2 separate regions of the Homo sapiens genome follow, and region 2 is linked to region 1. A link is a loop called in an ENCODE intact Hi-C map of the cell type or tissue named here. Cell type or tissue: natural killer cell. All regions are shown on one strand. Links, peaks and the distances in the headings refer to the core of each region. The heading gives the core; the rest is flanking DNA. Region 1 overlaps NAV2 (neuron navigator 2). Region 2 overlaps NAV2 (neuron navigator 2).

The links. A loop is a pair of places that touch in the nucleus more often than their neighbours do. Peaks named below come from ENCODE experiments on the same cell type or tissue, not always from the same donor. Only the 100,000 strongest peaks of a DNase experiment are listed, where the experiment ranks them.
Region 2: a loop joins it to region 1, with 2.0 times the contacts of the local background. A loop is called at or near these places in 2 of 110 quality-filtered maps.

The regions. Positions count from the first base shown.
Region 1 is chr11:19,961,045-19,977,533 of GRCh38, reverse strand. All of the region lies in intron 10 of NAV2 (neuron navigator 2), which reads right to left. Among named protein-coding and RNA genes, the nearest start is that of NAV2-AS3, 12 kb to the left of the region's middle. RefSeq lists an enhancer at 7,263-7,392. In natural killer cell, for the core only: no CTCF peak of the experiment used is centred there; a DNase peak (open chromatin) is centred at 6,383; H3K27me3 peaks cover 694 bases.
Region 2 is chr11:20,081,657-20,098,145 of GRCh38, reverse strand. NAV2 (neuron navigator 2) reads right to left here. Exons shown (of 38, transcript NM_145117.5): 26 at 14,967-15,139; 27 at 7,128-7,281; 28 at 5,778-5,940; 29 at 4,947-5,047; 30 at 2,379-2,474; 31 at 401-569. Among named protein-coding and RNA genes, the nearest start is that of NAV2-AS2, 41 kb to the right of the region's middle. In natural killer cell, for the core only: no CTCF peak of the experiment used is centred there; no DNase peak of the experiment used is centred there.

The sequences.
Region 1 (16,489 bases), core at 4,342-9,341:
AAGTTCAGAGACATGTTGCAGTGACTCTAATATCCTACTCACAGCATATTCTTACATATTTTAGAATCAAATAAAGGTGAAATTCAAGCGAAGAACACAGTATTGCCTCTTCCTGATTATGGGTCACCCCAAACTGACACAAGATGAAACAAAACCAACAACAACCTTTGGAGAGAAAGCCCAAGGTGACAATGCCTTTCTCAGTTGGGGTTCCCTGTGGTAACAGGACTTTAACCATAAATAAGACAGACTGCACAATCCACACAGTTAAGAAACAAGAGGATGTGAGGTGGAAGAGGGGTAAGAAATGTAATCTTTCATTTTTATGACTTAGTGGGCAATTCTTCGGACAGACCCACACATCTTTGGCCTTCATGCCTTTGGGGGAATGCTTCCAACAACCGCTGACAGAGGCCAGTGGGAAATGTGACTTAGAGAATCCAACCAGTTTCCTACCTTTCTGCTTGATGCAAAATTGGGGCACCCTTTATGCGATTTCCTACTGTCCTCCAGGACTGTCAGCTCTTCAGGATGTCACCAAGTTGATAGCGACTTGTTCTTTTTAGGAGGATTTGGGAGTTCAATGTACATCGTGAGTAAAATCTTCCCTTATGTCACTCAAGCCTGGAACAGTCTCCTGTGGCCACAACACACACCACCTTGGTTCAGAGCATAGGATGACGTGACCATGGCATATAGACTGCACTGCTGCAAAGTTTCTTCAATGGCCACGAGCCATCCCCCAGGAGAACACACAGTTGAAGGGGCACCAGCCCCTGCTTCTCTGCTGCAAAGTGAGCCAGATAACCAGGAAAACCCAGATAAATCCTCTGGTCAAGGTACAGCAGGAAGTCAAGGCTGCTGCAGAAGTGAACTCACTCAGGAGTTCTGGAGCTGACTCTGGCTAGTCCCAGTCAACAGAGCACACCTCACTGGGGAGTACTGCAAAGATGTTGCTAAGCTAATCAAACAAGGGCTCAGATCTAGCAGGCCATGGGGACAGAGGCAGCAGCAGGAAAAGGTGGGCCTGAGTTAAAGAGGAGTCAAAAGGTCCCAGGGGCCCCCTGCCAGCCTCGCCAGGGAAAACTGGTGTCACAGACTTTTGCCATTTCTACTTCCTAAAGCCAGTGCTGAGGACTGCTTGAAAGAGAGAGAGACAGAAGAGATAGCGTGGGAGTCGCTGTCTGCAGCTCAACTCAACACACGCCTCTCCATCTACCTGCTGCTTGAAATACGGGCCATGGAGCAGTAGTTTCAACATCACCTGGAAGCTGTCTTAAAAAGCAATATCCGAGACCTTCTAAATCAGACTCAACATTTCCATAAACCCCCCAGGTGATTTGTGTGCACACTAAAGAAAAAGAAGCACTGGACCCGGGCAGTGGTCTCTGTAGAGGGGAGCACAGATGATCCAGGAGTGAAAACGCAAGTGCTTCTACGTATATTTATTTCTCATCAAGATCTTTCTGATTCCTATGTTTTTGCACGCTATAGAGTATATGCAATATTTCAATAGCATGGCACATATATATTTTAAAAACAACTACAACCAAATCCAGTTTACAGACCATTATCGAAATCAGAAATTCCTAAACTTTCTTATTAACCTCTTTGGAGAAACGAGTGAAAGCTAGGGACCTCATCTCACATATGTGCAAAATTCACATCCAGCATGAGTTGGCTCACAGACCTCGAGGCCCCACCTTAGCAGTGACTTTGCTAAAACAGGGCAGAAGTAGATCCTGGCTGAGCAGATGCTTCAACACACTCTACAATGATTTCTACATTGCAAGACTTGTCTGTTTGCTATAAACCAATTCCGCAGTGGCTCATGGCATTGCTACAATTCACGTTACCCTGAGTTTTAGCACACAGGCTCAATCTCACCACTGCTTGGGTCTTGCTTTCACCAAACTCCTAGCAGAGAGATTGATCACGTGGAGAATTTCTGTGTGGTGGTGAAACAGGCTACCAAGGTTTGTGTGTCTTTTGCAAAATGCAATGTGACTTTCCACAAGTTTAATAAAATTCCATCTAATACTAATTTCCAGAGCATTTTGGTTGAAAAAGATCTATACGTATATAAAGTCCAGGAGCATTTTAATTTGAAAGGCCTATAATAGCCCTAATAAAATACATACTCCGATGCACAAAGAGCCAAGGATTATAACAATAGTGTACTTATCACCCTTAAACCAATAGAGATATGTAAAATTTTAATTATAATCCATGGCTACGCTTGTTTGAAATGGACGCAGGCAGGGCACACTTCTGAAGAAAGGCTGCACACGTTCGAAAATTGACAGTTCCTGTGTCTGAAACTGGTCTTGCCTGAATTGTCTTTACTGTGGTTCAACTGTCAGTGTGGAATTGCAGCAAATATTTCTAGCATTAGCAGGAAGCTTTTTGTCCACCTTCTGAAAGATGAAACACATCCTAACACACAAGAGACAGTTCTCTAGACAAAGCCCCTTTAAGCTCTTTCTTAGAATGAAACAGATGGTGAAAGGAGATGGACTGATATCCAGGAATTCTCAAACCTCAGAATACAGGCAGATCCTCTGGAGAGCCTGACCAAAATGCTTATTCCAAGGCCTCAGCTTCATACACGCAAGATGTATTTAGTGAGGCCCAAATCTTGCATATTTTTAAAAAACAGACTTTACTTTTTAAGAGATTATTTCTCTAACACTGTACAGAAATTACAGAGTTCCTTTATATCCCCTCTTCCCCCCAACACTTTGCTCTATTATTATGTACACTTTTTTCTTAGAAACAGGGTCTTGCTTTGTCACCCAAGGTAGACTGTACACTGCTGTCCTAAACTCCTGGGCTCAAGGGATCCTCCCGTCTCAGCCTCCTGAGCAGCTGGGACTACAGGCGCATGCCACCATGCCCTAATTTTTAAATTTTTTGTAGAGATGGAGTCTTGCCACATTGCTCAGGATAGTCTTGAACTAGGCTCAAGCCATCTTCCCACATCAGCCTCCAAAGTGTTGGGATTACAGGCGTGAGCCACTGCTCCTGGGCTATTATTAATATTTTGTATTAGTGTGGTTCATTGTTGCAACTGATGAACCAATATTAATACATTATTATTAACTAAAGTCACATTAGGGTTCACTCTGTGTCTTACAGCTCTACTGATTTTGATACAGAATGTCACCTACCCACCATTACAGTATCACAGAATATAATTCCACCACCTTAAAAATGCCCCATGCTCCACCTATTCATCCTTTCCCCCAAGTCTGCATTTTTAACAGACATGCAAGTAATTCTCTTGCAGGTAGTCAGGCCAAAACTGTGAGAAATGTTGCCTTAAATCATGAGACCTGGGCGGAAGAACTGTGTGCTAGATTGGATTCAGTTTCCCTAAGAATTAGTTGACTATAATGTGGCTACACTGTAACAGTAATTTAAACTTCAGATCCTCTTAGTAACTACTCTTGGCCCCCTCTGTGTTAGGGGACAATATCCACATTAACCTAGGTTGAAGCTGATCCCCAATGTTTCCTCCATCTCAAATCAAGGCTTGATAAAAGTTGTTACTACTTTAAGTTTCTTCTAAAATATCAAGTGACTCATGGTCTCATAGTTAAATGCCTACCGGCCTCAGGACAGTCCGACTGTTGGAAACTCAGATGGCTGGCAAGTGGCAAGAGGGAGCAGTATTAGGCATGCTGAATTCAAAGCATTATGGACAACACACAGGTAGCTCAGTGTGGCATCATAATCAGATGCTCTTCCTCTGGAAAAGCCTTCTACGTTGTCAACAGAATATGACAGAAGTGGATCCTGGCTGAGTAGATCCTTCAACGTATTCTGCAATGGTTTCTACATTGCAAGACTTGTCTGTTTGCTATAAACCAATTCCGCAGTGGCTCATGGCAATGCTACAATTCACATGTTACCCTGAATTTTAGCACACACGCTTAATCTCACCACTGCTTGGGTCTTGGCTTTCACCAATCTCCTAGCAGAGAGATTGATCAAGTAGAGAATTTCTGTGTGGTGGTAAAACATACTACCAAGCTTCATGCGTCTTTTGGAAAATGCATTCTCCCGAACACTTCTGATGCACTGAAACACACCTGCCAATCATCATCTGTGGGCTGGTAAGTCTTATCATTCCTGCGATTTCTGCTACGGCTCCCCAAGCCTCAGAGTGCTCTGAGACACAGGCTCACTTTTCACATTAAGTCAGCAGAATTTTTGTTGGCTTTGAGGATTGTATGTTCCCTTTGGAAGATGACTAGAGCCTGTAGGGGTGGGAATCTGACATCTAGTGTCTGTTTCCCTTCTGGGTTCATGTAGACCCCCCCAGGTAACAACAAAAGTCTTTACCAAACTGGGGAGAAATCAGCTGGCACTTTGGCTTAGGTTCATGCAAGTTTCACCTTGTCTTTTCTAGACTGCAGCTGAAAGAATGCCACGGTGTACTGAGAATAGACAGAATGAGAAGGCGACTAATTTGTAATTGTGAGACAATCCCTGCTGTAGACAAAGGCAAAAAGCAGACCTTGGGAACATCATTCAACCTCAGCGAACAACTAGATTTCTGGAAGCACTGTAGGGAGGCTGCAGGAAGGGCTCACATAGAGTCACATGTAGGACTTTGCCCAGAGGAGGCCTATGTTTAAGGTGGTGGCATTTGTGCAACAAACATTTATGTAGTACCTACTGAGAGGCAGGCACTAGCCTGGGTGTTGGGGACATAAAAATCAGACTCAGTCCTTGAGCTTGAGGGGCTTAGTGTCAGCTTGGGGCAAGCAGATGTGTAAATATTTGCATGGGGTTCAGTAAAGGCCAAAGCACAGAGAGGCCAGAAAAGGCTCCTTAGAGAAAGAAAGCCTCCCATAGCATCTTGAAGGTGTCTGCCAGGCAATATTGGCTTGGGGGAGGGAGATCAGGTAGTTCACACAGACACGCATGTACAAACACAAAGGACCCAACATGTAAAGTGAACTCGGTGTATGGTTTTCTATGCTAAGTTTCTACCAGGTGATATTTTCATCAAGACAGTGATTATTCTGGGCACTTATTCTAAATGGGATTCAAAAAATAAACCACCAATACCAAGGAAACAGATATATAGACCTTTGGCCTTCAAGGGTAGAGGATTAAGCAAAACTAGGTGACTATCGGATGCTCAAATTAGCAGCCATTGAATCCACAAGAACAGCAGACATGACAGCTGACAACATGAAATGCTGGCCCTGGTCACTCGTCCAGATGTCACCTTCAGAAACTGTACACAGGCAGCTGAGAACACTGGTTGTCTGTAGGAATGATCCTATCTCCAGGGAGGGAGCAGGAATTTGAAAAGTATGTTCAAGGCCCAATGTTTTTGATAATGCATTCTGTAGCTAAAGTTTGACAAAATTTGAGTTGTTGTGGAGCTATTAAAGATACAGTGATTCTGAAAAGCCACATCTAATTTTACCCTCCAGCTCTGCACCTCCTCACCCCCAAGTCAGGGTGTGAGATCTTTCAGGATGGGGCATGACATCTAAAAAGAAAAAAGTTTGGGCCAGGCACAGTGGCTTATGCCTGTAATCCCAGCACTTTGGGAGGCCAACGTGGGTGGATCACCTGAGGTCAGGAGTTCAAAACCAGCCTAGCCAACATGGTGAAACCCCGTCTCTACTAAAAATACAAAAATTAGCTGGACATAGTGGCACGTGCCTGTAATCCCAGCTACTTGGGAAGCTGAGGCAGGAGAATTGCTTGAACCCAGTAGACGGAGGTTGCATGAGCCAAGATCGTGCCACTGCACTCCAGCCTGGGTGACAGAGCAAGACTGTCTCAAAACAGAAAAAAGTTTGAAAAACATTGAGTTAAAATATGTGAGGATGGAAATCAGTCATTGTCTTCCTGGAGAGTTCAGATTTTGAACTAATTAAGGTACCAGATTTCCATATTAACAGGAACTATCCAAAAGTGTGTTGTACATCCACAAAAGTTGCATATGATACATTCACATGGGGGGAAACAAGGCTGTGTGGCTGGGGTGTTACCGGGGGGCCCACCCATGCCCTGAGCCAGGAAAGGGAAATCTCACAGCTCTCTCTTTGGGGTGTAAAAAGGCTTTTTTATACCCTGCAAAATAGGTCCCAAACCCATCTCTCCATCCCCTTGCCCCCTAAAAAGAAAACAGGCCATGGTAGAAAGTCTTAAGATAAAATCCCACAGTGAAAAGGCACCCTATGCAAACCACAGGCCACAAGAAAAGAACAATCACTCTAACCTCTTCAGCTTGGCACATACCACATAACCCCCGTCCCTCGCATAGTGAGCAATGGAAAAATGCCCTTTTCTACTAAGGTTGGCAAAAGTGTGTCCTACTCAAAAACGTGCCTGTGGGGCCAGACATGACACAAACTCCCCAAAACCAGATGATGTGCTCTCAATGACTAAAACACTTGTGCTTATCTTCACCTGGGCATGCAGTGTTCCCACACCATGATGGTCTGCCTCATCTAGCATATTAATGTCGAAATACAGGATGTCTTTTAGATCATCTCCCCCACCTCCCACTTGAGGACACCACACTGAGAAGGTGTGAACTCTAAAACCTCATTTTAAGTGCAACAGAGCATTGAGAAAAACATTCATGATAGGCAGTTTCATGGAACTACAGAACATTAGATCTGGGGGGATTTCAAAGATTACTTGGTTTAATGATTTTTCAGATGCAAAATGAAGACTCAGAGAATTGGAGTGATTTGTCCAAGAAAATACAAGTAGAAAGTAGTCACTAAGGTTTTTTTCATTTAAATGTATTTGTGTGTTCAATAAATCCTTTTTCTGTCTTTTATGATAAAATTGAAGCCTGGCTCCCTTATTTCACATTTATTATAACTGTTGGCTTGTCTTTCTTCTTGTGCTCCAGCCTTCACCCAACAAGTTCAATAAAGGTAGCTCTGTTATTATTATTTCAGAACCAATACTTTTGCTTCAAAATCCCCAGTCCCTATAACTGTGCCTTCAACTCTCGAGATAGGTACCTACCAAGTGTTTCTTGGTATACTGAAGAAAGAATAAATAACAATCAACAATTAAATTGTTGGACTGGGTGCAGTGCCTGTAATCTCAGCACTTTGGGAGGCTGAGGCAAATGGATCCCTTGAGGCCAGGAGTTCAAGACCAGCCTGGCCAACATGGTGAAACCCCATATCTACTACAAATACAAAAATTAGCCAGGCATGGTGGCGCATGCCTGTAATCCCAGCTATTTGGGAGCGTGAGACAGGAGAACCACTTGAACCCAGGAGGTGGAGGTTGCAGTGAGCTGAGATCATGCCACTGCACTCCACCCTGGGCAACAGAGCAAGACTCTGTCTCAATAAAAACAAAAAACTGCTTTCACTGTAGTCCTCCCTTGTCTGTGGTTTCACCTTCCATGGTTTTAGTCATCCACAGTCAACTGTGGTCTCACATTGGGTGAGTATGGTACAATAAGATATTTTGAGAGAGAGAGAGACCACATTCACATAACTTTTATTAGAGCATATTGTAACAATAGTTATATTTTATTGTTAGTTACTGTTGTTAATTTCTTTTTTCTTTTTTTCTTTTTTTTTTTGAGACAGAGTCTTGCTCTGTCACCAAGGCTGGAGTGCAGTGGTGCTATCTCGGCTCACTGCAAGCTCCGCCTCCCGGGTTCACGCCATTCTCCTGCCTCAGCCTCCTGAGTAGCTGGGACTACAGGCACCTGCCACCACGCCTGGCTAATTTTGTTTTTGTATTTTTAGTAGAGATGGGGTTTCACCATGTTAACCACAATGGTCTCGATCTCCTGACCTCATTATCCGCCCGCCTCAGCCTCCCAAAGTGCTGGGATTACAGGTGTGAGCCACTGCGCCCAGCCAACTGTTGTTAATTTCTTACTGTGTCTAATTTATAAATTAAACTTTATCACAGGTATGTATGCATAGGAAAAAAACCCCATAGTTTATATAGAGTTAAGCACAGTCTGCAGTTTCAGGCATCCACCGAGGGTCTTGGAATATATCTCCTATGGAAAAGGGAGGAATAGTGTATGTATATTTTATGCATTAAGCATCTGGAGAACACAAAGAGAAATAAGATGCATCCTTGCATCTGCTTTAGAGATAAGTCAAATACTATCAATAGTAGACAATGATACAGAAAGGGTCCAAAAAGGACTTCCAGGAAGATGTGGGCCTTCCGGGTCTCATTTAAGGGACAGCATGGCTCCAGCAAAGAGTCCACTGTATTGGGAACAATGTTACTGCCACACCCTAAGGCATCCTGAACTTGAGCTGAAGCGAGTTTCATTTCTCCATGGCCAAATTTCCCATTGTATTTGATTCTTAGAAAAGTGAAAGCAGTATAGTGGGGAGCACAGTTTGAAAAGCAAAAGAACTGTGTTTCTCTTTTAGAATTTCAATATGTATAGGTCAGGACAGTACCACAGGTGTGTTCACAAGAGGGACAGGGTGTGGCACAAACTGTGTGGATGAGCACGTTTCTCCCTGTAGGAAGGCAGCTGCTGGAGCTCTTGAGGTAACCTGGGCATGAGACACTCAGAAGCCAAGCAGCCAAGCACCCAGGCAACCCAGCCAGCCTGCGGACAAGGAGAAGCCAAGGCGGTTGGGAACAGGGTGTGGCAGGGGTGCCCTAGCAGCAGTCGGAGCACTCTGGGGGGAAAGACAGGCTGAGAAGTCGCCGAAACACAGGCCAATGACCTCCAGAGTAGGAGCCAAGCTATGGTCAGTTGCCTATAGGACACTCAAATTACCTTCTATCAGTGCACCAGGAGCTGGTCATAGTGACTGATACTGCTACACAGACCAAATAATGGGGTATCTGACTTTTTTCACTCTTTAACTTGTTCAAACGCTTCCACTTCCACAAGAAGGTAGACAGATAAGCTAAAATCATAATTCAAATGGGATTGAAGGCAAAGCAGAATTCCCTAGGATCTGCATACTGAGAGAGCACATTCAACAGTAAAACATGTTTACACTTTAAAGACCTATTATTAAGGCTGGGCACAGTGGCTCATGCCTGTAATCCCAGCATTCTGGGAGGCCGAGGTGGGTGGATCACCTGAGGTCAGGAGATCGAGACCAGCCTGGCCAACATGGTGAAACCCCGTCTCTACTAAAAAAATACAAAAAATTAGTTGAGTGTGGTGGTATGTGCCTGTAATCCCAGCTACTTGGGAGGCTGAGGCAGAAGAATCAGGAAGCGGAGAATCCAGGAGCTTGAACCCAGGAGCGGAGGTTGCAGTGAGCCGAGATTGCGCCACTGCACTCCAGCCTGGGCAACAAGAGTGAAACTCTATCTCAAAACAAACAAACAAACAAACAAAACTACATCAACAACAACACCCTATTTGTTTTCATCATATGAACTCTAGGTAGTAAAGTTCATGAACATCTCAGCTGGTGTGCAGACACTGTGTTTCCAGCGGTCCTCATACTCTTATCTGGACTGTAGCCACAGTCCACTTCCTTATCTTCCAGATCAGAACCTGGGGCAGCAGGGAGGTGTGCACAATTTTTGTATTTATTAGAAGGAGTCATGGGTTAAACATTTTTCAGAAGAAATGTCTTTGGTGCCTCTACTATCACCCCCAGGCTGGCAGGACCTGTGGAAACGTGGCTTTCCAAGGAGATCCTTATCTCCAGAATACAATACCCAGTCTGCTCAGTCTATAATCCAGCTGTAATGATTCCTCTGGGCACCTGGATACCCTGAATCATAAAACTGAAAGACCTTTGAAAGATCACCTCTTTGTCTCCTTTTCACCTCATGCAGGAACCCCTTCTGTAATATCTGGGATACAGAGTTTTCCAGATTCTGAGTGAATATTCCCAGGAACAGGGAGTGACAGGGCTCATGTCCTTGCAAAACTGCCTCTAGTTTTAACAGGTCTACTTTTGGGCACATTTTTCCTTATGCTGATTAATGGTCACCTTGGTGTCTAGGCAATAAAAAACCTGTCTAACTTCCACCTATGGTTCAAGTTTGGTCCCCTGGAACCTACTGCTTTTCTAAGTACTTTCCATGCCAAGCCAATATTTGTACTTTCTACAAACATTTCTATTATGTTTTGGGTTTTGAATCCTGCACCTTGTTACCTGTTCCTAAAAAAAAACCTCTGCCTTATTCTGAACCCCTTAAAACCTAGCACCGAGAATAAGACAGAGCTTGATATTGTCTAGCTAGCAGAAACTCTGTTGCTTCCCATATTCTTATTCTATGAATCCAGTTGAAGGTTAGGCTTTGTAGAGCTCTAAGGAAAGGTAGGAAAATCCTTGGGTCTACAGAGCCTAAAGTGCAACAGGCGGCAGCACCAAGAGAATAGGCTTGGCTCTCAAGCTTCCTGAAACTGGCCGCACCCTTTAGTAGCAGTATGACCTTGGACAAGGGACTTCTGTCATCCTCAGTTTCCACATCTGTAAGATGGGGACAATCACATGTTATAGGCCTTCCAGGATTTCTACGAGAATTCAATGAGATAATGCCTGAAAAGCACCTGCCACATGAAAAGTACTTAATGAACACGACCTGTATTATTAATAGCAGCAGCAGCAGCAGCACTGCTCCTACTATCACCCCCTTTCTCTCTCTTTTCATTCCGCTCATATTACCCAAGCATACACAACAGGTCTGGTAGAAGAAGTTGGAAACGTGAGAGAGTAAAAAGACACAATCCCTCTGTTCAAGGATATTCTGGCCTGGGGGACAAACTAGCCCAAAGAACATAAGAGAAGCCATCTGGGAGCTGTTACCAGGCGTTTGGAAACTCAGAGGAGGGAGACCATCAATGTCCATCAATGTGCATCAGCGGAGGCTTCCTAGCTGCAGTAGACTCTTGAAGGATTGTGGCAGGTGGGTGGTAATTGATGGGGAGGAGTTTATGGACAGAGCAGACTCATGCAAAGGCTCAGTTACAAGAGCATGGTGTCTGTATCAAGGAAAACGTCTGTGGTTCAGAGTGGCAGGAACAGGATGGCAGCTGGGGTGGGGAGAGGACGGGTGGTCAGTGAGGGGATGAAGGAGATGGCAGGAAATGAAGAAATGAGGCTAGGCAAGTTGATCATTTGTTAGCTTCTCAAATGCAAAAGGAGGGCCCATGATGCACCATGCTCTGTGCTAGGCACTGGGGATACATAATGTACAAGAAAGACAAGGCTTGTGTCTCCATGGAGCAGACACTCCAATGTGAGACTATGGAGGGAGGGCCGTGTATATCACACTGGGTGGTATGGGGATATATTGTTGTGAACTGTATTCGCCACAGATGACCACAGCAACATCTCTGGATCCCACATGCAAGGTGACCTTGCCATCCTCCCACTGAGAGGTGGGATCTATGCACCTTCCTCTCGAATCTGGAGGGCTCGTGACTGCTTTGACCAATACAGTATGGCAGAAGGGACAGTCTCTGCCTTCCAAGGCTAGATGATAAAAGGTGAGGCAGCTTCTGCATTGTTCACTGTACCCTTTGCCCTTGAGCCCTGAGCTCCATGTAAGAAGTTTGCCAATCCCCAGGAAGCCACGCCATGTGGAGAGGCTGCAGCCATCTTAACCTTCAAGTCATCCCAGCCCAGGAGTGAGACGTGGGAGTGAACAAACTCTGGAATAACTCTAGCCTTCAGCTATCAAGTCAATGCCAGCCCTGCTGTTTTCCAAGCAGAGGCTCCACACATGGCAGACCAGACATATGCCATCTCTGCTATATCTTGTCCCAATTCCTGGTGCAGAGACCCCATGAACATAATGAAATGGTAGTTTCAAGAAGCTACATTATGGAGTAATTTGTTGTACAGAAACAGTAACTAAAACACAGAGTTTTCTCAGCAGGCAGTGAAGAGCCACTGAGGAATGTAAGCAGAGAATATAATCAGATTTGTGCTCTAGAAAGATCTCTCTCACCAATGTGTGGAATGGATTTGTTGGATGGGCATTGGGATCAGAAGAAAGGCAATTAGTGAAAGGATGAATTGTCATCATCTGGGTGAGAAATATTAGCAGCAAGATGAGAGAAAAACCATAGTAAGAGATACTTAAGAAATGGAATCCATCAAATTCAGTGACTGGCGTTCCATGAACAAGAGAATGGAAGAGTCTAAGATTCTGGGTTCTGGGTGTGGGAAAAAAAAATGGATGGTGGAAACACAGAAGAAAAACAGGTTTGGGGGAAAGAAGAGCGATTACATTTTAGACATGTGTACACAGCTTCAGTGAAAGTCCTGAAATGAGTGGTTGAATTCAGGCTCTGAAGTCAGGCTGTCCAAGTTTGAGTCCCAGCTCCCTAGCTCACCACCTCTGCAACCTTAAGGCAAGTTACCAGTGGCCCCGCCCCCCCAAATCCCTGTGTCCTCAACAGGAGAATGGGAAGAGGAGTTCCTAGAACATAGAGATTAAAATAGGAGGCTGGGTCCAGTGGCTCACACCTGTAATCCCAGCACTTTGGGAGGCTGAGTGGGGTGGATCACCTGAGGTCAGGAGTTCCAGACCAGCCTGACCAACATGGAGAAGCCTCATCTCTACTAAAAATGCAAAATTAGCCAGGCGTGGTGGCACGCACCTGTAATCCCAGCTACTCAGGAGGCTGAGGCAGGAGAATTGCTTGAACCCGGGAGGCAGAGGTTGTGGTGAGCCGAGATCGTGCCATTGCACTCCAGCCTGGGAAACAAGAGTGAAACTCCATCTCAAAAAAAAAAAAAAAAAAAAAAAAAAAGTAGAATGAGGCCAGCTGTGGTGGCTTATGCCTGTAATCCCAACGTTTTGGGAGGCTGAGACAGGAGGATCACTTGAGGCTAGGAGTTTGAGACCAGCCTGGACAACATAGCAAGACACCATTTCTACAAAAAATGTTTTAAAAAAATTAGCTGGGTGTGGTGGTACATGCCTATAGTCCTAGCTACTCAAGAGGCTGAGGCAGGAGGACTGCTTGAGCCTAGGAATTCGAGGTTTCAGTGAGCTATGATCATGCTATTGCACTCCAGCCTGCACAACAGAGCTCCTAAGCTCCTGTCTCATAAAAAAAAAAAAAAAGAGGATGAAAAGAGATAATGTATATAAAGCACAGTGCCTGGCATTTAAAAGTGTTCAATAAACGGTAGCTAGTCGTGTTAATATTATTACAATGGTCATTATTATTAACCGTTATATATACTTGGTCAGAGGCTAGGCAGGTTCTTTGTACCCTGAGGGCCTGGCTACAGGGCATTAAATGAAAGCTGTTCCCAAGGAGCCTCACATACAAATCTGGTGCATGGTTTAGTCAACTGTAACGTCCGTGTCAGCTTCTAAAATAGCTACACCAGCTTGCAAAGGAGGGAGAAAATCCAGTCTGTTAGCTGTCCTCAATCTCTGTCTCTCTCCCTCTCTCTCAACTCAATGGTTGAGTGGTTTTAATTAACAACTCCCAAAGAGTAAGGCAAAAGTCACTCGATTAATAAAGCTCTAACTTGCCGTGCACAATTCTGAGGTCTCAGGGTGGCGCTGAGCTTGTAATTGTGGGTTTTGTTTGGGTTTGCAGTGGGTGAGGGGCTGAGGGAGTGGAATTTCCTCAGAGAAATTCGGGTATCATGTCTAGAAACCATAGGTGACTGAAATGCCCACTTTCATGAGATTTAACAACAGGAAGCCACATCGCGGTAAGGCGCTTCGGTAAATCACTGTGCAGAATTGGCTCTTGATCTGAACTTTCCTGCCTCTGAGCACCTCATCGGTTTTCATTTCCAGCACGCAGAGAACCAGTTTTGCCCCCATTCACTTTCTGCATAAGCACTGGGGAATGTTGACACAAGTGTTTCTCATGCTACAGTAAAGACCTGTGACATTTAATTGAAATTAAACACATAATATTGCTTTCGAGGCAAAGAGAAGTATCTGCCTCTGCCCCTGCCACAGCCTCCATGGTCCTTGCACAAGCATTCTCCAGCTATTTTTTTCAGTTCCTACATAACTCACTCCTCTGTACCTTACCCTTCCAAATGGCACTTTCAGGTCCCTTCATAGCTCCTTCAAATGGCACTGGGAGTATCCAGGGCTTCCGATGTTCAGAAGGTGCACACTCTTCCTTTTTGGTCTTGCCTTCCATATATTCGGATATTCAGAGTGTGGGGACTAGCTATAGTAAACTGCCATCCTATAGGGTGCTTGGGATCCCGGGCTTTGAATCAGCCTGGCTGAATGCTTGCTTCCACCAGTTACTGTCTGTGTGGCCCGGCCAAGTAACTTCACCTCTCAGAGCTTTGGCCCCCTTGATTGTAAAACTGGGACGAGAAACAGTCTCTATTGCAAATAACTAGTGGAAAGAGTAAGTGAGAAAAAGCATGTAAAGAGCTCAACACAGTGCCTAGCACATAATAAACTCTCCAAAGCAGTTAGCGACTATGAATTACAGTGCCACCACAGCAGGACTGGCAGAAAGTCATGGGTTAGCAGGCGCTGTTGAGTCCTCTGTGGCCTTCCCCCTTCTCTATAGAGCCAACACCACATTTATTTCGTCCCATGTTTCTGACAACTTGAGTTGACTTCACCCTTTAAACTTCACTGCTCAAGTATGTGAGCTTTCTAATTTCGAAACAGATGACTGGATGATTACAAGCACAAAGCTCTGGGAAAGGGATACAAGACTCCAGTGATGCAGTGGAGATAACCACAGACCCTGTCTCCCACTGTTCCCAAGATCAAGAAGTGAATGTGGGCTTGATTTATAGGTAGAAGGCTCTGGAGACAAACTTGGGGCCTCTCCTTAGGCTCAGAATCTTATTTCATTTTTGGGTCTCAAAAATCATCAGCTCTCTGGAGGTGTCCATGCCAGTGTGTCTGTCTCACTCTGCAGTTATTTCAGGATTAAGAGGAAAGGTCAAAACCTCCATTTCTCAGGGAGATTTCTTACCAGGACCCAGGGGACGAAGGAAGGGATGCAATGATTCTTCCAAGGCAGGCATAGAGTCTTGATCTGTGGTCACATCCCAGGCAGGGTGCGTTAGCTTTGAGCCCTTGCAGATGTTTATTAAAGCTGATGTGTTGACCCTGGGCCACAGGTGAGTTGCCTCCTCCCTTACATGATTCACTCCCACTGATCATATGGCAAGGCCTGCTTACAGGCTGGGATGGCTGATTTTATGTGTCAACTTGGCTGGGCCACAATACCCAGATATTTGGTCAAACACTAGAGTCCAGATATTGTTGCAAAGGAATATTTTAGATGAGACTGACGGTTAAATCAGTAGACTCTGAGTAAAGCAGATCATCCTCCATAATGTAGGTGGGTCTCATCCAATCAGTTGAAGGCTTTGAAAGACTGATGTCCTCTGAGCAAGAGGGGATTCTACCTCAAGACTGCCTTTAGATTTGAGCTGCCACACTGACTCTACTCTGGATCTCTCAGCCAGTAGGCAGGCCAATAGGCTGAGAGACCCAGGGAGGAGTTGATGTTGCAGCTCGAGTCTAAAGGCAGTCTAAAGGTAGAATCCCCTCTTGGCCTGCAACGAGGGCATCTGAAGATTTTGGACTTGCTCAATGACATGACCAATTCCTCTACACATGCATACACCCATACCCACACAAACCTACACACACCCTATTGGTTTCGTTTCTCTGGAGAACCTTGACTAATGCACAGACCAACTCTGATCCAGCCAGGAGCTATTTGGTCACTGTGCTCAAGAATAAGATGTTGTGCCTGACATCATCTTCGTAAATGTCCTAAATAAAATAAAAGACTAAAAAGGCAAGCAGATGTAGTAACTCCAATAGGGCTAAAGGAGCCACCATGCTACCTGTGCCAAACACTTTACAAACACCATCTCCTCTACTCCTCCTCACACACCTGAGAGGTGCGCCACAGTTTAACACATGGGAGGCTCAGGAAAGGAAGAAATTTCCCTATGGTCACAGCTGCCAATCAAGAAATGTGAAGTCAGGTCTTCTGCCTCTATCTCTAAAGTTTCTTCCATTTCCATTGTACATTTCTTCCAGAACAGCTTGATGAGAGGTTCATGAGGTCCCAACAAAACTTAAGCTTCTTATCTTGATCTGAGCACAGGCACACATAGCCTTCTGTTTTGAGTCTTTCAACATGGGCCGACTGTCTCAGGGCCAAAATACTCCCAACCTTGTCCAAATGTTTCTTTTCATATTCACCTCAACTCGAACTTGGTATTCTCCAACCTTCCCATCATAAATCTGTTGAGCCACTCTGTAGCTGCTGGCCCTTGAAAAATACTGGGAAGGGTATTTTCAACTTGAGTGATCTACATGCTTAAGATAAAAATAAACGTGGGCCGGGTGCAGTGACTCACACCTATAATCCCAGCATTTTGGGAGGTCAAGGTGGGAGGACTGCTTGAGCCCAGGAGTTCAAGACCAGCCTGGGCAACCTAGTGATACCCCATCACTATATAAAAAGAGAAAAAAATTTTAAATTAAAAAAAGAAAAGAAATATGGATTTGGTTTTCTAGATGAGAACTATGCAAAGGCTTAGCA
Region 2 (16,489 bases), core at 8,697-13,696, 120 kb before region 1:
CATCAGGATGCTCAGAGTGACTCCTACAGCCTATTGCAAGTCGTGGTTTTCCCATCTGTAGAACGGGACTGCATCCAAAGCTTGCTGGCAAGAGTAATTCATCAGTATTAGTAAAGCCCTATTTCAACAGGGTTATTAAGATTCCATCATCTCAGAGTCATAAGGCTAATGGGATCTTTTGTTAGATAATTGCAGCAATAAACTAAAATGATTTTGTTTCCTAAGGTGGTTGAAAAAGCAAAAGACGGTTCAACTTGCATAGAGTAACTGTGGTAGAAGGGAGACAAGCAGCCCACAAATACATGCACAAACAAAACTGGGGCCACAAGTGCCTATGCCAAGTCACAAAACAAACACTGCAATTCCTGAAAGCTCCGACTTCTGCAACAAGCTCAATTACCTTTCACAGTCACTGAGATGGTCGTGTTCTCTCCAACCAGATAGCCACAAGGAAGCAGCTCCGGTGTTTCGGAAGTGTTGCTGCGCTTGATTTCTCCAATGCTGTAGCCAAGAACGCTGTCTGAATTCAGCCCTAGCTGACTCACTGGGTCGACATGAATGATGTATTCCTGGAAAAAATAAAAAATAAAGACCCCATCAAAGATGTGGCTAAAATCTGCCCATGACTCATGTTTTCCCTGGGTGATTTATGATCATATTCTCTTCTTTCTCAGATGTCTGAGTTGAAATTGAGCTGTGGGATGAGGGGGAGAAAAACTGACTTTCTAAGGGGATAAAGCCCGAGTACCACAGGCCTCTTAAAATACAGATTTATTTGGTTAGCAGTGGAAGAAAAAAAACAAACCCCTAACAAGGTTGTGAACGTTTAGTCTGGATGAACCAAGCACGGAAAAGCTAGGCTGCTTTTCCTAAGTTCGGCTGAAGTCTTGAAGACATCAGGGCCTGTGAATGGTGCTGGAAAATTCACGAAAAAGTAATTTTGACAGGAAATCTCTCTTCCATCCCCTTCTTTTGGCTCAAAGATCATACAAAGAGATTAAAATGCAGACTGCTAGAAAAAATCAGCTCTAGATCTTTGAGAAGGAAAACGTGTGTTTAATTTGGAAAGTGTTCCCTCTTAGTTGAGTGAACAAAAGGTTTTAGGTTAGTAAATGTAGAACTAAGGTCCATGTACTAGGAGGTGACTGCACGATGACTTAGGTGGAATCCCAGTAACAGGCTTTGCATGGTCTCATTTCCTCACTTACTATGATGCCAATGTGTCTCTTTTCAGCCCAAACTGTTATTCTAATCCAAGGATGTCCCAACTGTCCATCACCAGAGATAAGTTTTTGGCCTAGGTCGGAGAATCGGTCCATCTAAGCCATTCATATGTCTTCTCTGGTCTCATTTCTATAGGCTGGCTTACCAGGATGGGGACCAATCTCCAGTCAAAAAACAGAATTTTCTCTGTATGAGGCTACCTGGATCTAGCTGTTAGAAAGAAACTATAGTGTACTATTAGGTTGTTGCAAAAGTAATTATGGTGGTGCAATTACTTTTGAACCAACATAATAGTTAAGTTAGGTTTTGAAGTCAGACCAACTAAACTGGACCAACGGGGTCTAATTCTAGATCCATGACCTTGAAAAAGTGCCCAACCTGACCCTCACTTTCTTCACCTTTAAATGGGATAATATAAGGGGCTTGGCATAGTGTCTGGCACAAAAAACGTGGACTATTATTACTACTCAGGGAATATGATTAATGAGCCCTTATAGTTGTTGACTTACTTCAGGACAATAGAAAAAATGTACCAAAAGCTTCCTTCAAATCACCATGTGTTTCAAGGTTCACCCTGGTACTCATTAGTTATTTATCCCATGGCAAACACCCAATCTAATGATGTGATTAAAAAGAATAGAGAAATAAGTATGGCAACATCCTTGAGCCTGGCCATCGATCAGACATTAATGTCACTCGTAAAACAAATCAAAGACTCTGAAGTGTTGGCACAGGATACCGGGAAAATCAGATCAAATCCCCCAAAATGAAGGCTAGAAATCTGGTGTCTAAGCCCTGGCCACAGATTACATACTCCGAAGCATATGTCCTAAGACACAATTCTAAGGTGAAAAGAGAGTTGGACATTAGCAGTTCACTGTGAGAGGATCAAAGAGTTGCTCAGATCACACTCACTAGCTGGCCCACCACTGCAAAGGGCAGACGGCAAGAATTTGGCCGATGACCAGTCTGTACTTACCATTGTCCTTCCATTCCCTTGAGAGCCAGGGAACAAGTTCCAGCAACATTAACATGTAGGGAAGGGGACAGGTCTGAGAAATGGCCAAGCTCAGGACATCAACCTCTCTTTTCCTCCCCAGGCCCGGATGCCCATGTTAGGTAGTATGCTGTAGCCGTTGTCTTGAAACACTTACTTTGAACAGCCGTCTAACCACCCCATCGAGCACATCCCACTTCGTCTTGCCACTAACTCCAATGCAGCCAATAAGAAAGAGATGTGGTCTGGAATCCTAAGGGTAAGGAAATGTACACAGGTGAAAAACAGGTGGATCTTTTCTGACTCAGTTCAGCAGAGGACTCAGGTTGCCTTAGAACTCCGCCAATGGTTTGAGAGGGGAATAAAAGTCCTATTTGTATTAAAACCAGGTATAACTTAGGTGGAAGTAATAGTCTTAATACCTTTCCCTGCTTTACTGCTAAAACAGCGGTCCAAGAGTCAGGAAAAGAGGATTTCCTCTCTGGAATATGGAAACTTTTGCTAAGTAAATGTGTCAGACAGGGCATAAATCACATATTCCTTGTATGGAACTCTCTCCACATCTGTCTAGCATCTCTCTCTTTTCAAACCTTGCTTATAAACTCACCTCTTCCAGGAAGCCTTCAGTGATTAACCCCATCAGGCTCAGAGCTTAAATTGCTTCGGCAATTCTGTACGTAACTTATATAATGATATATTCTGTACTAATTTATATTTAGTTTTAGGTATTTCTGTCATATTTTTGCATATCAAGTTTACCTCCTTACTAGATCTTAAACATTGTCAGGACAAAATGTGTTTCTATTTTTTCTTCTATCTTGTTTTTAAATAACATTTATTGTTTTTATTCTTGTTAAAACTTAAAACATGTGCAACTCAGAAAACTAGTAAAACTCTGGGAAGAATACTCTCAAAACATCTTTTTCTAACTCTTTTGCATCTCTGTTCACAGGGCTTTGCGTAGTGGCAGCTAACCAGATCACAGTGATAAAAGAAAAGCTGATAGAACATGCCATAATATTGGGTTTTTACATGCTCATAAGGATCAGAGTCAGGAGCGTGGTTGGGTGGAGGTGGGGGAGGTGTCATATGGCGGCTAAGCAAAATCAGCAGAGAAAAGAGCAGCAGTCTTGCAGTGACATGATCTGACCCCACCACTTGCCCCTGGCTTCAAATAAGTAATGTTTGGGGTCTCGGGTTTCTCAATTGTATAATGAGGATAATAATCCCTGGTCAACCAACCTCACCTGGATGCTGTAGTGATGCAGAATAATATAACTTTTGAAGGTGACTTGTAAACTTTTGTAAAAGGTATGCTCTATGTGTTCATATTGACAATCACTAGAATAAATAATCCACAAGGTGTAACCTGCATTTACTGTAAGAATGAGTTTCCCAGCCGGCTGTGGTGGTTCACGCCTATAATCCCAACACTTTGGGAGGCCGAGGCAGGTGGATCACAAGGTCGGGAGTTTGAGACCAGCCTGGCCAATATGGTGAAACCCCATCTCTACTAAAAATACAAAAATTAGCCGGGCATGGTGGCAGGTACCTATAGTCCCAGCTACTTGGAAGGCTGAGGCAGAAGAATCGCTTGAACCTGGGAGGCAGAGGTTGCAGTGAGCCAAGATCGCACCACTGCACTCCAGCCTGGGCAACAGAGTGAGACTCTGCCTCCAAAAAAAAAAAAAAAAAAAAAAAGATAAAGAAAAGAAAAAAGAACGAGTTTCCCCTAACAGTCCATCACTTTACTAGCTATGTTTTGAAAACGGAGCTATCTACTATATATTTCATGGCTAGATGACGCTAATGGAAGTGCCAAAATGCTGAGCTTACCCCCTATAGTGAGGCTAGCAAGCCAGCCGCAAAGCTGAATCCCCTAAGAAAGGTCTGGCTGCAGACGCTTTGTTCTGTGGGTTCCCTAGCTGTCTGAAACTACAATAGCATGTTGGCTAGAAATACTAAGAAATAACAAACAAAAAACTCAAGGGAACTTGAAATGGTGACTCATGAGGCCTTTTTACATTTATTCGAGAAACAGTCATTCAAAGCATCACTGGGTTTTAATCACTGGCTAAAATTCAACTTTCAATATCAGCTCTAGCCCCCATCCCAAAATAGTCTCTGGCAGTGGTATAGACTCTGGAAGTTCCTAGACTTTGGAAGTGAACAGAAACCGTACTAGGAAAACTCGGATTCCCCAGCCTTGGGGAGTCAGGACGCCCCACTAGCTCTATTTTCAGCCACCTGCATGCTCCCAGGGCTTGGCATCTCCATCCCTTGATGTCTACCAAGATGTGTACTCTTGGTGACTGATGACCGATAAAACTGGTGCTCTTGGTCGGCTGCATGTGGTCAGTTTATTTCTGTACCTTACATGCTGAATGTGCATAGCTGCCTCTGAAGTGCTTTGGGAGTATATTACATTCAGAAAGGCCCTTTCCAATGGATGTTAGTGTTTAGTTAATTACATGAAAGTGAAACGTGGGACCATTTTTAGTATTCTTTATTAGACTTTCAAGCACACGAGAAAGGGAAATGCCGTTCGCACACTTTACTTGTGTCAGAATGCTGCAAGGGATTATGGTTAGTTAAGAGAAGGGTTAGTAGTATTTCCAAATCACCTTAGGCTCCAAGGTGATAGAGGTTTTACAATTAGATCACTAAGCTAGGTAGTTCTACCTGGGGGAGGGACAGGCAAAGCAGGGAAAGGGATCCAACTAACCTCCTTCCACTTCATTTCCTCCTGAAAGCTGACAACTATCTTAACATGCCTGCCTCCTTCCTTCCGAGCCGAGCATTCACCAGTGTCATCCAGCAACATGTCTGCGAATGGAAAACATCAACAGCCTTAGGCACATGGGGACAGCAAAGCCAGCTTCCTGACACCCCCGCTGCAGGTTGGCACAGCAGCGGGACAAACAGGTGTCAGGGTGCAGGGGGTGGGGGGGTAGGGGAAGAGGAGAGGGCAAAATGGAGAATGCAATCACAGAAACCAATGGTGGACCAACCAAAGAACCAGTAGGCTGACAATGCACCTTGCCGGATGGAAGTGCGAGGGAGAGACTCAACCAAAACAACAACAGCAGCAGCATCATGGATAAAAAATAAAAGCATCAGCCTTAATACGCTTACAAAGAAAACCTAGATTGTGTTCACTGATGGTTGCACCAGCCTGGAATCCATCCTGAAGGCAGGAAGATCATAGACCAAGCCACTGCCTCAACTGAGACCTGCTACTATGGGGTTTGTGTACAGCATTCAGCTTGCAGGTCAGCCTCTTAAAATGGATCAAACAAACTCAGCATGGTGGGCGAGGGGATCCAAGCTCAGGGCTTGGAGAATTTGGGGTGCTGGAGCAAAGCATGAGAGCAGTCTAACGGCTGGGCTCATGTTGGTAGCAGACTCACACCCAGACACATACACACCCCAAGTGCACACACGCCTGTTGCCTCTCCATTTGATCTGTTGATCTGCTTATTTTGGGGTTCTCGCTTAGAGATCAGGGTGCCAGCTGTAGGTCCATTCCTGCCCCCAAACCCTGTAGGCCACTCACCCAGGCTGGTTGACTCAGTGAGGTTCAAGCTGTGCTGGGAGAGGCCCATGGACTGCCTCGGGGAGGCAGAGATGGACACTTGGGAAGGAGCCCGGCTGCAGCCACTGCCTTGAGACTCTGACTTCAGCCGATCATTCTCAGCTTTCAGCTTCTCTATTTCACTCTGCAAAGAGTAATGGAGAAGCTCCCTTAGTAGGCAGAAGTAATGTGAACAAGATTTTTCTGAAGGAAGGATCTGAAAGTTCCCTGCAGAAACCAGGCTGGTCTTCCACCCAAGGCGAACAACACCCTCAGAGAGATTTAGCAGTGTTTGCTAACCCTGCGGTAGACATAAGACATGCTGCCATGGGAGGTCCATCCATTCAGAGAACAGGCCTTTGAAAAGACCTCTGAAATGCTTCCCAGAGTCTGCTGCTTGAGGGTTAAGTGAAAAAGAGTCTTATGATCTAAGAGGTTTGTGCAACTCTGGCTTTTACAGGCTTCTTTCCTGCAGGACTTCTCAGAATCTTTAATGAGCTCCTCTACGCCATGAATTGAACAGAGGCACATGGTGTGCAGCATTTTCCAAACATATTTGATCAAGGTATTCTCCTTTCATAGAGCTTCTCATGGAAAGAGTGTTTCAGGGAACCTCCTTTGTGAAACACTGACTCCATTAAGATCCCAGCAGACTCTAGAGGTATCTTTCATTCTACGAATATTCATGAAGAACCTACAATGTGCAAGGCATTGGTGCTATGTCCACAGAAAGGTATGCAAAAAGCCCAGAAGACCCAAATGTCTTCACTCCATGGCAGAAGGTGGGAGGGGCTGTAAGAACAAATCTACAGGAATACTCAGATAAGGGTACTAACTCTCCAGCTGCAAGACTTGGAAAGGAATCAGGCCGAGCATTAAGGGAAGGGTCTAACTTGGATGTGCAGAGGAATATACCCAGTGGAGGGAACAATATGAAAGAGGAATTTCCAAGGATGCAAAGGGGGCAGTCAGCGACTCCATCTGGCTGGCGAGTAGATTCTGGGAAGAGGAGCTGGGGAGGGTGGTGTGGATTAACAGTGGAAACGACCCTGCAGAAGGCCTTGAAGGCCAGCTGAAGGAGACTGTACCACATGCCACAGGCACCAGGGGAGTCACCAAAAGTATTACGTAAAGGAAGAGCATGGGTACTCTTATTCTTCCAAAAGACTGGGTCTTTGAGCAATGTGTGGGAGGGACTGAAAAGAGATAAAGGCTGGGAAAGCGAGGGCCGCCACCAGATTCTGATGCAGCCCTCAGGGCTTAGTGGAGAGCAGCCTCTGGGAGCTCCTTCATAGACAGCCTTGAGCTCAGCCCATGCTCCTGGGCTCTCACCTGCATCCTGTTCATGGCCTCCCGGAGCTGGTCCAGCTGGTGGGCAGAACTGAGAGCTTCTAAGCGGATATCCGTCAGCTTCATCTCCTTGTCTCTTAACTCATTTCGGAGCTGCATGACGGTCTCAGCTTCACTATCCATGCATTCTGAAATTCTAGGGAAAGAGGAATGTTACTGATGAAAGCAGCTCCTTTTAGTCCCCTACTGAACACTGGTCCACATCAATCATCAGGTTTGTTTAGCAGTAACTGTGAATAACCAGCTGCCTGGTGCTTCCTGTGGGTGACAATGCCAAAAGCACCTGAAAACAGATTTTATTCCTTCTCTGTATTCTTTTTTTCTTCTTTAAATTGGTTTATTTAGACCACTGATGTTTAAAATCGTTAATATAGTTAGATTATTATTTACTGTATTGTTACTTTTCTATTTGTTGTCCTTTTTCTTTGTTCCTATTTTTGTCTTTCACTCTTTTCCTGAGTTCCTACTTTTGTCTTTCACTCTTTTCCTGCTTTTTGTGGTTTCACTTTTTAAATTTTATTTTTATTTTTATTTTTAGAGACAAGATTTCATTCTCTACATTCTTTCTTTGCTGAGCTCTGGCAATCAGAATGGCTTTGGTGTGCCTTTCAGCAAAATTCCAGGAATATAAGGATAAGCAGGAGCTGGCAAAAGGGAGTAGTAACCTTCCAGTTTGATAACCCCCTCCCCCACCATGTGTACACAGCTGGGCTTCCATGACACCACACGCCCTTGAGTTCCAAACCGACTCAGAGAAGCAGGGTCAGCTTACAGTTTTAAAGATTAGAAACTTCTTTATTAAACAACTGAGGGGTGATTTTTATTTGCCAAAATGGGGATGAAACCTAAAGATATGCGTGGAAGGTGTTAATCTGTTCCTGATCACATTCTGAAAACTCACTCCCCTAAAAGTGTCTAGACAGATCAACCTTCTTTAGTTCTCTCAGCCCCCACACTGCTTAACACACTCAGGGCAAGAAGGGAAACCTCTTCAGGGAGTTAGAGAACAGACGGGATGGTGTGACAGGCAAGCCAAAGTTGTATCTGAAAACTCTGCAACAGCCTGGCTAATTATCTTCTTTTCCCTGCTGCACACCAGGTCAAGGTCACCATGGGACCCTGTTGAGTTCCTCTTTCTGAAGAGGTGGTTCTTCTAGCTTAGGCTCCTTAGTTACTTAGGTTTGCTCTTCAAACACCTGGCAAATCAGCACAAAGTAGAAGATCATACAAGTCGTGATGAATTGCAATGTTAGGAAAGATAGTTCTCTTAAAAAAAATAGTTCTGTGAGTTTCGACGATCTTAGCATCTGGGTTACTGGGTGATCCAGAATAGAAAGCTTTGACATTTCTTGGACTGAAGACAGAAAAACAACCCCAAACACCCCCACTCTCAAGTTCATAAAGTTACAAAGCTGAAGCTGATTATGTCTAAAGGAGATGATGAGCATGTGGTCTCTGCAGAAATAAATGATCACATGAGTCTGGCTCTCCAAGACCCAAGCTATGGGTTTGGGGCCAAACAAAACCTGACCTGTAAAACTGGGTGAGGGTGTGGAAATTTTAATTCCCAAAGGAAAATGATTTATAAAATTGTTAAAAGAGATGAAATTGTATTTCGGGGGCAGAAAGAACTGGAAGAAAAATTTAACACTTGAATAGCCAAATGTTTCTGTTGCTCTTTTCTTGACCTGAACCTGAACTTTTTTGATTTGAGAGACACGGTAAAACCACCTTATGTTTTTAAAAGTTACCAGTCACCAAGGAAGATTCTTAGCTTCAAAATCTTATTGAAAAACCCAAAGAACTCCTGAAAATGATCTAATTATTTCCATCTCACACTTTTGAGAGACTGAAGCCAATAGATTCAGGACTAAAAGGGCGAGACAGAAATGTCTTTAGAATTTGCAACATCCTTTCTTTCTCAGCTCTCTGTACTTTGAATAGCCTGTGGTTTGTGAGGTTTACTGATAGAACCATGCTTTTTTTTTTTTTCTTCGGTTTGGGAGGTTTGCAGGAGGAGCTTGCAAAAACTGGTTCTATCTTGAGAAGACTATGGTTTCTTGGTTTAAATGGAGTGTAAAGTCTGAACAAAATTTCACTGTGATACTCCCTTCTTAGCCAAATCATGTCCTACATGAATCTTGAAGGCTCAGATTCACTGCAGAGAACAGTCTGTTCTGGCTGACACCATGTGAGGCTCGTCTGTCCAGCACTCCACGATAAGGCACCTTGCTCAAGTCATCTTCACCTGATCTGCACCCTTTTCCCAGAAAGCTCTCAGCAAGAGAGAAAATACCTTCTTGGCACTCACGTTGTGGAACGTATCACATGGGTTACTTTGCAGAGCTTGGCCTAAACCCTTGACTTTACAAACGGTACCAAACTGAAATGAAGAAAGTCTGTGTTGGGAGGACTTTGTCCTCCCTATGCTCCTCCAGAATCAGCCAGCTCTCAGAAACACACAATGATGAGGCCTCATGAGACAGATGCCCTATAACGTAGACATGATGTTGAAAACACATTCTTGGCCCGGGTTGGCGGCTCACGCCTGTAATCCCAGCTGAGGCAGGTGGATCATCTGAGGTGGGGAGTTCGAGACAAGCCTGGCCAACACGGCGAAACCCCGTCTCTACTAAAAATACACAAATTAGCTGGGTGGTGTAGCTTTGGTGGCGGGCACTTGTAATCCCGGCTACTCAGGAGGCTGAGGCAGGAGAATCGCTTGAACCTGAGAGGTCGAGGTTGCAGTGAGCCAAGATCGCGCCACTGCACTACAGCCTGGGAGGCAAGAGCGAAACTCAGTCTCAAAACAAAAAAGAAAACACATTCTTTTGCAGCAGCCTTAACTAAGCTTTAGTCCCTAATCCTAATGCCCAAGACAGAGCCTTCTCCCCTAGTTCCTTCCCTGACTAGACTTATGCTGTATCGCTGATAATTTCATTTCAACTTAACATGTTACCTCTGCTTGGCTGCTGGCTCCTCAGGGACCAGGGTTATTCTCTGCATCATTTCTGGCATCTGATCACATTTACATAATGGGTACCTAACAAATGCTTATGGAATACCTAAACAAATGGGCTAGGTATTTGAAGTATATTATTCCATTTCCTTTGTACATTACTCACTCCATGAAGAGGTACTGTAATTATCTCCAGTTTTAAAATGGGGAGGCAGAGACATGGACACAAGCAGGCCCAAGACTGCACCATGTAAAAATGATAGAGGCAGATTCAAACCTGGCAGGTCTGCTCAGCTCTAGAGCCTGTGTTCCTGAACTATACCCACTAGGCGCTCAATACATGCTTGTCCACTTCATAAACTGCTTACTGAAGACACCTTATGTGTGTTTTTCCCTACTCAGTCCCTTAACTGTGATTCAAGCCTTTTTCCACTGTCTTGTCCACAGTCAGGGCTGGTGGCATACCTAATTTTAAAATGCCTCGAGTGTGGGAAAACGTTGCCTTACCACAACTACCATTCCTTTTGCCCACGGATTGGGGAATTTCCTAAGCCCAACTCCTCTGCCTATGGTTTTGTCTTTGAACTCCCTCTCACATCTAGATTTGCACATTCTTACAAACCCTTCGAGGTTGGAAACAAGCATTTGCTCTCAGCCTACCCTTTGGAAAACGAGACCAAAAACAAACATCTCCAGTGTGCATGGATGCTGTGGAATGTAAGAAAAGGGCTGGGGAGCCAGGAGCCAACCCCACCCGATTCCTCTGGGGAAAGTGGCTTGGAGGATAGTTCTGCCATGGTCCTGCACAGCTGAGTGCATCACCGCCTCTCTCTGCTCATCTTACTTGGCCGCCCAGCAGCATCTGGCCCCGTTCCTACTCCCTCCAGCAACAGTTTCTCCTCTCTGCTCCCAGGTTTCCTCCCACCTTGCTGGCCGGCAGCTGTAACTCCCTCTTTCTGAACTTCAAATATCAGAGTGCACCAGAGCTCAGTCCTCTTGCCCTCTTGCCCTCTGATCATCTTCGTCTTCATTCAACCCCTTGGAGAACTCTTCCAGTTGCCCAGCTTTCGACACCACCAATAAGTCTGTGTCTCCCAAATCTACACCTCTAGGAAGTCCAGGCTGGTTGACCTGGATATGGATGTCTGCTGGCATCTCAAATTTAATGGAACCAAAGTAGTGCTCCGACTCCCCACTCTGCCCCCCTCTGTGTCTCCCACTCATCCCAGGTACTCAAGTTGTAAATCTAGGAATATCCCAGGATGGCTCTCCTCTTTCCCTTGCACTCACATCTGATCCATCACCATACACTGTCAACTTTTCTTCAAGAATATCTCCTAAATACATCCAGAACTCACTACTGTTATCAGTGGCTCATTCATTCCACCAAATATTTGAGTGCCTGCAAAACCAATACAGTACTTACCTCCATGGAGCTTCTACTGTAGATCTGGGGTTGGGGTGGGGGACAGAGAACAAATAATCAAGGAAAACCTCTATGTCAGGTGTCAGGGGGCAACATGTGCAATGGGGAAAAATGAAGCAGGGGCAAAGGGACCATGGGGAGCACTGGCTCATGGTAGAATGTTGGTTTATGCAAGTGAATGGGCAAGGCCTTATTCATTAAGTCACATTGAGCAGAGACCTAAGGAAATAAATATCTGAGGGAAGAGCACACCAGGCAGAGGACACAGGAAGGACACAGGCCTTGAGGTGGAGAGTGTGATTGGAATGTTCAAAGAACAAGTGGGCCAGAGTGGCTAAGAGCCCCTGGGTGATCTCCCTTCCCCATATTCCTTATACACAGAACAGAGACTGATCTTTGTAAATTCAGATTATCTCATATTCCTGTTTCAAACTCCACCACACCCACCCATTATACATGAAATTGGATGCGAATTCACTTCAAAGCCTTGCGTGTTCTAGGCCCTGACTATGTCTGTGGCTGTAGCCTACTCGCATATGTGGGAAGTCACGCTGTCCATCCCTCTCTCTTTCAGACATATCGAACCTGTTTCTACATCAGGCTCCTTGTGTTATTTATTTTTTGGGTCAGGAAGACTGCCCTGCTCATTGGGAGGCTGGGGTGGCAGAGGCTGCTATGTGTTCACCAAAGCCCATTTCCTCCTTCACTTCTTCTGCTGCAGGTGGTATGGCTTTGAGTCCTGGTCAGTGGACTGTGGGAAGAGGCGACATAAGCCTCTTCTAGGCCTGGTCCTTAAAACCCTCCTGCAGGTTCCTCTGCACTCTCCAAACCCCCACGCCCACTGGCTGGACACAGAATGTTGAGCAGTGGACTGGGCCCTGTGGATGGCGGGAGCCTCAGTGCCTACATCACTAGAGGGCAGGCCACCTGCTGACTAGGACTATCTGCACTGGGTTTGGAGTGAGCAAGAAATAAACAGTCATATGTAAAGCTGCTGAGCGTTGGGCTGAGTTTGTTACAGCAGCTAATGTTACCCGCTGAAACTAACCCAGTGGCTCCCCCTGGCATGCAGATTCAGCTGAAATGTCACCTACTCAGAGGGCTCTTTTCTGACCACCCCATCTAAAGTTGCTGCCAAGGTACTCTGTATCTCAGCACTGTTTTAATTCACAGCATTAGCCCTTAGCACTCTCTAATTTTCCTAGTTTATTCAGGATTTATTTGTTTAACATTCATCTCCTCTCTTGGTATACAGGGTCCATGAGTAGGAACTTTGTGTTGTACTTTATCGTAACCACAACTGAGAATGGGGCCTTCAGAGTGAAAGTTCAGGAGTAGAATGAACTGTACTATGTCATGTCTCCACTAGTATTTACTCTTCTCAGGGGTGGAGAATCTGTTTAACTTTTTTTTTTTTTTTAAATAGAGACATGGCCTTACTCTGTCACCCAGGCTGGAGTACAGGGTGATCACAGCTCACTGGAGTCTCAAATTCCTGGGCTCAAGTGACCCTCCTGCCTCAGCCTCCCAAGTAGCTGGGACTACAAGTATGCAACACCATGCCTGACCGATTAAAAAAAATTTTTTTTTGTAGAGACAGAGTCTCACTATATTGACCAGGCTGGTTGCCAGCTCTTGGCCTCAAGCAATCCTCCCTCCTTGGCCTCCCAAAGCGCTGGGATTACAGGCGACAGTAACTGCACCTGGCTTGGTTAACCCCTTTTTGGTCTCTTCAGAGCATCTGGAATAGTGCTCTGCTCACACAGGTTGCTATACAAAAAGTTTAAATCAATAAATAAAGAAGACATGATGAGTTCCTTTTTCTCCTGGTCAGGAGACAACTGAGTTGGGATGCTTTGGGATGATGGCATGTGTGAGAGTCACAGGCAACTGGTTCTTTACTCTTTCCTTAGGCACTCTGCAGATGGAGGAGGACACACTCTCTCAGTAATTTGTCTAATTCTTCACTCAAAATAACACAGGACACTGGGCTGGGCACTGCAGGGCCAAACCGAAGTCCAGTCCCTCAGTGTCCTTCTTCCTTCCCCCATTCAATTTTACCCTCACCCATAGCAGTAGGAAGTACACACCCCTGTGGCTACCTCTTACTAGGGTGTTCTCCAAGAAAAGAGGAATTGATCATCTAACTCAGTAAAGTAGAGACCCTGACAGGGCCATGTTTCAATAGTGGGTGAGGTTGCTTAAAAGTCATAACCCTGGTTGGGTGCAGTGGCTCATGCCTGTAATCCAAGCACTTTGGGAGGCTGAAGCAGGTGGATCACCTGAGGTCAGGAGTTCGAGACCAGATTGACCAATACGGTGAAACCTCGTCTCTACTAAAACTACAAAAATTAGCTGGGCATGGTGGCATGCGCCTGTAGTCCCAGCTATTCAGGAGGCTGAGACAGGAGAATTGCTTGCACCTGGGCAGCAGAAGTTGCAGTGAGCCGAGATCATGCCTCTGCACTCCAGCCTGGGCAACAGAGCAAGACTCCATCTCAAAAACAAAACCAAAACCAAAACCAAAAGAAGGTCATAACCCTACTATCCTCTGTTTCCTCTCTTCCACTCCCATGCAGTTGGTATACTACAAAGATCTGGCCTCTGGACAGGCTGATTTTGCCTGTACTCCCTCTACCCATCTGGTAAGCTGCTAAGGCAGGGCCTTAAGACACTTATGCTGTCTTCAGTGGGCTGGCTGGTTAAGTGGACTTAGGGTCAGCGGCACAGACCTGGCCCCCTGAGAATGAAGAAAGATGGAACAGCATGGAAAAGGCCCTTCATGCATAGTATTTAACTTGGCCTTCCCAAGAATCCAGTGAAGTAGATGTAATGAACCCTATTTTTACTAGTGAGGAAACTGAAGTTTATACAACCAAACTTCTTTCTCTAACCCTATCTCAGTGGCTGTCCTGACCCTGGCCATGACTTCCCTCTTCTCCCATGCACTGTCTCATCTCTCTGACAACTTTCCTTGCAGACTACCTGTGCTCCAGTTCTTTAATTCTAGACCTGGAACACCATGGTTTCAAAAGAAATTCAGCCCTACTGAGCAGGGCCAGCCTTTCTTACTGCTGCAGGAAGCAAGCTCCTGTATATCCATTTATCTCGTCCAATTCTTAGGGCTAGGATACGTACACAAAAACCATTATCCCAAATTGATATATAGAGGTATGGAAACAAAGAGAATTTAAGTAACCCGCTTAAGGCCAACCAGTTAGTTATGGATATTGACACCATCAGAACGAAAACCTAAGTTTCTTTTCTCTTTCAACTTTCCCAGTCCTAAAGCATTGAAAGAACATGCACAGTCCTATTAAAGCAAAGCATAAAGGATCCCAAGGAGCAGATGTGTCATAACAGGACTCCTAGCCATTCCTACTGGAGAAGGTTCTCAGGGGCCAAAGATGTTATCTGACTAGACAGACAGACTTACAGAGAGTTGGAGTGAGAATTCCTCAGCAGTGGGGTGGAACCTGTGGACCCATTGTGCGGTAACTTTGGTGAGGAAGGCAAAGAAGAATCCGTCATCTCCTCAATATCTGAATGAGAGGACGCAGATTTTGGGGACTTCTTCTTCCCGAAAGCTTGCTTGAAGGAGCTGCGTAACTGAATATACAAGACTGTCAGTCTCACAGCGGGGGCAACCAATGCTTAGGCCTTGGCAAAACAGAGACATGCACACAAAAAAGCGATTAATTCTCCCATGTTTTTCCCCCCACCAATGGAAGAGGTTCCCAAGAGCTCTTTTGAATCAGTGCATTAAGGGAGGAAGAGTTATCTGGTGTTGCCAGCTTGAGGGACTGCATCTGTGGGTAACATTCCATGCCTACTCTTGGTTCAAGACTAGATGCCAACAGCAACACAGAGTCTGGCTCAGCAGATGGATGTTGGGAAGATGAGGTTACACAGCAACAAAGCAGGATGCTCAGACACGGTGATGGATGCGGATGAGGTTAGTCATATCAATGGATGGGTTAGCTTGGTATCTGATATTAAAGTTGGTCTTGCTTACCTCATTGACCTGCCAGAGAAAACGCAAGCAAAAATGGGGAAGGGGGAGGAAAAAAGACAATTTTTTAACAGAGAAAGCCAGTGACAGGGAAAGCTTCGGACTTTCAGACACAACATGGCTAATAATAAACACCACACACAGGGGAGGTTTCCAGTAGGAACACAAATCTTTAAAAGCACTGGGGGCATGTTCCTCCCTTCTGAAAGGAAGGGAATAGCAGGTTGGGGAGTCCTCTACAATTCCAGTTCTTCCAGCTTTTCCCTGTCTGGCTGAAATGGCTGCCTCCCACCTTCCTGTGCTTCTCATTCTCTTCTTTTTTCTTGTCAGTCACCTCTCTGTGCTTTAAATTTTGGGGGAGGTTGGAGAGGATGTCTTCTTTTTGAGCAATTCTAGCTTCACTGTCACACTGGCCCTGGATGGCTGTATAGCTCCTTAACCTATCCACTTAGGAGTTTCAGCTATTTGTGTATATAAGAAGATAATCTAATAAGCAGCAAATTAGCCATGTCACTTGTTACTCAGAAAATGGTTATTTTAAAGAAATTTATTAACCATATGGGGGGAAAAGGAACTAGTATATTACAATTTCCCCAAATCATGAGATGGATCTGAAAATTCTTTCCCCCCCGCCTCTGTTGCAGGAAATGGATACCTAAACATTTTAATGAGAACATAAAGAATTAAAATGCAATGTCTTCTCTGAAAGCCATAATCAGATTTTTCTAGGCCAAAAACTAATGTTTCATCTTGAAAACAGGCCTTTTAAAAGTAATTTCCTTTTTCTAAAGTCTTTTTTCCTTGTGAAAATACGTTCCAGGGGTTTTCTTAGCCACTGAAAAATTCAGAAAACAGGCCATTCTAAAAACTGATGAGATTTTTCTCCCATCAACAGGTTTCATCTATAATAAACCACATGTCCAGCTTGTGGGCAAATCTAGATCCCT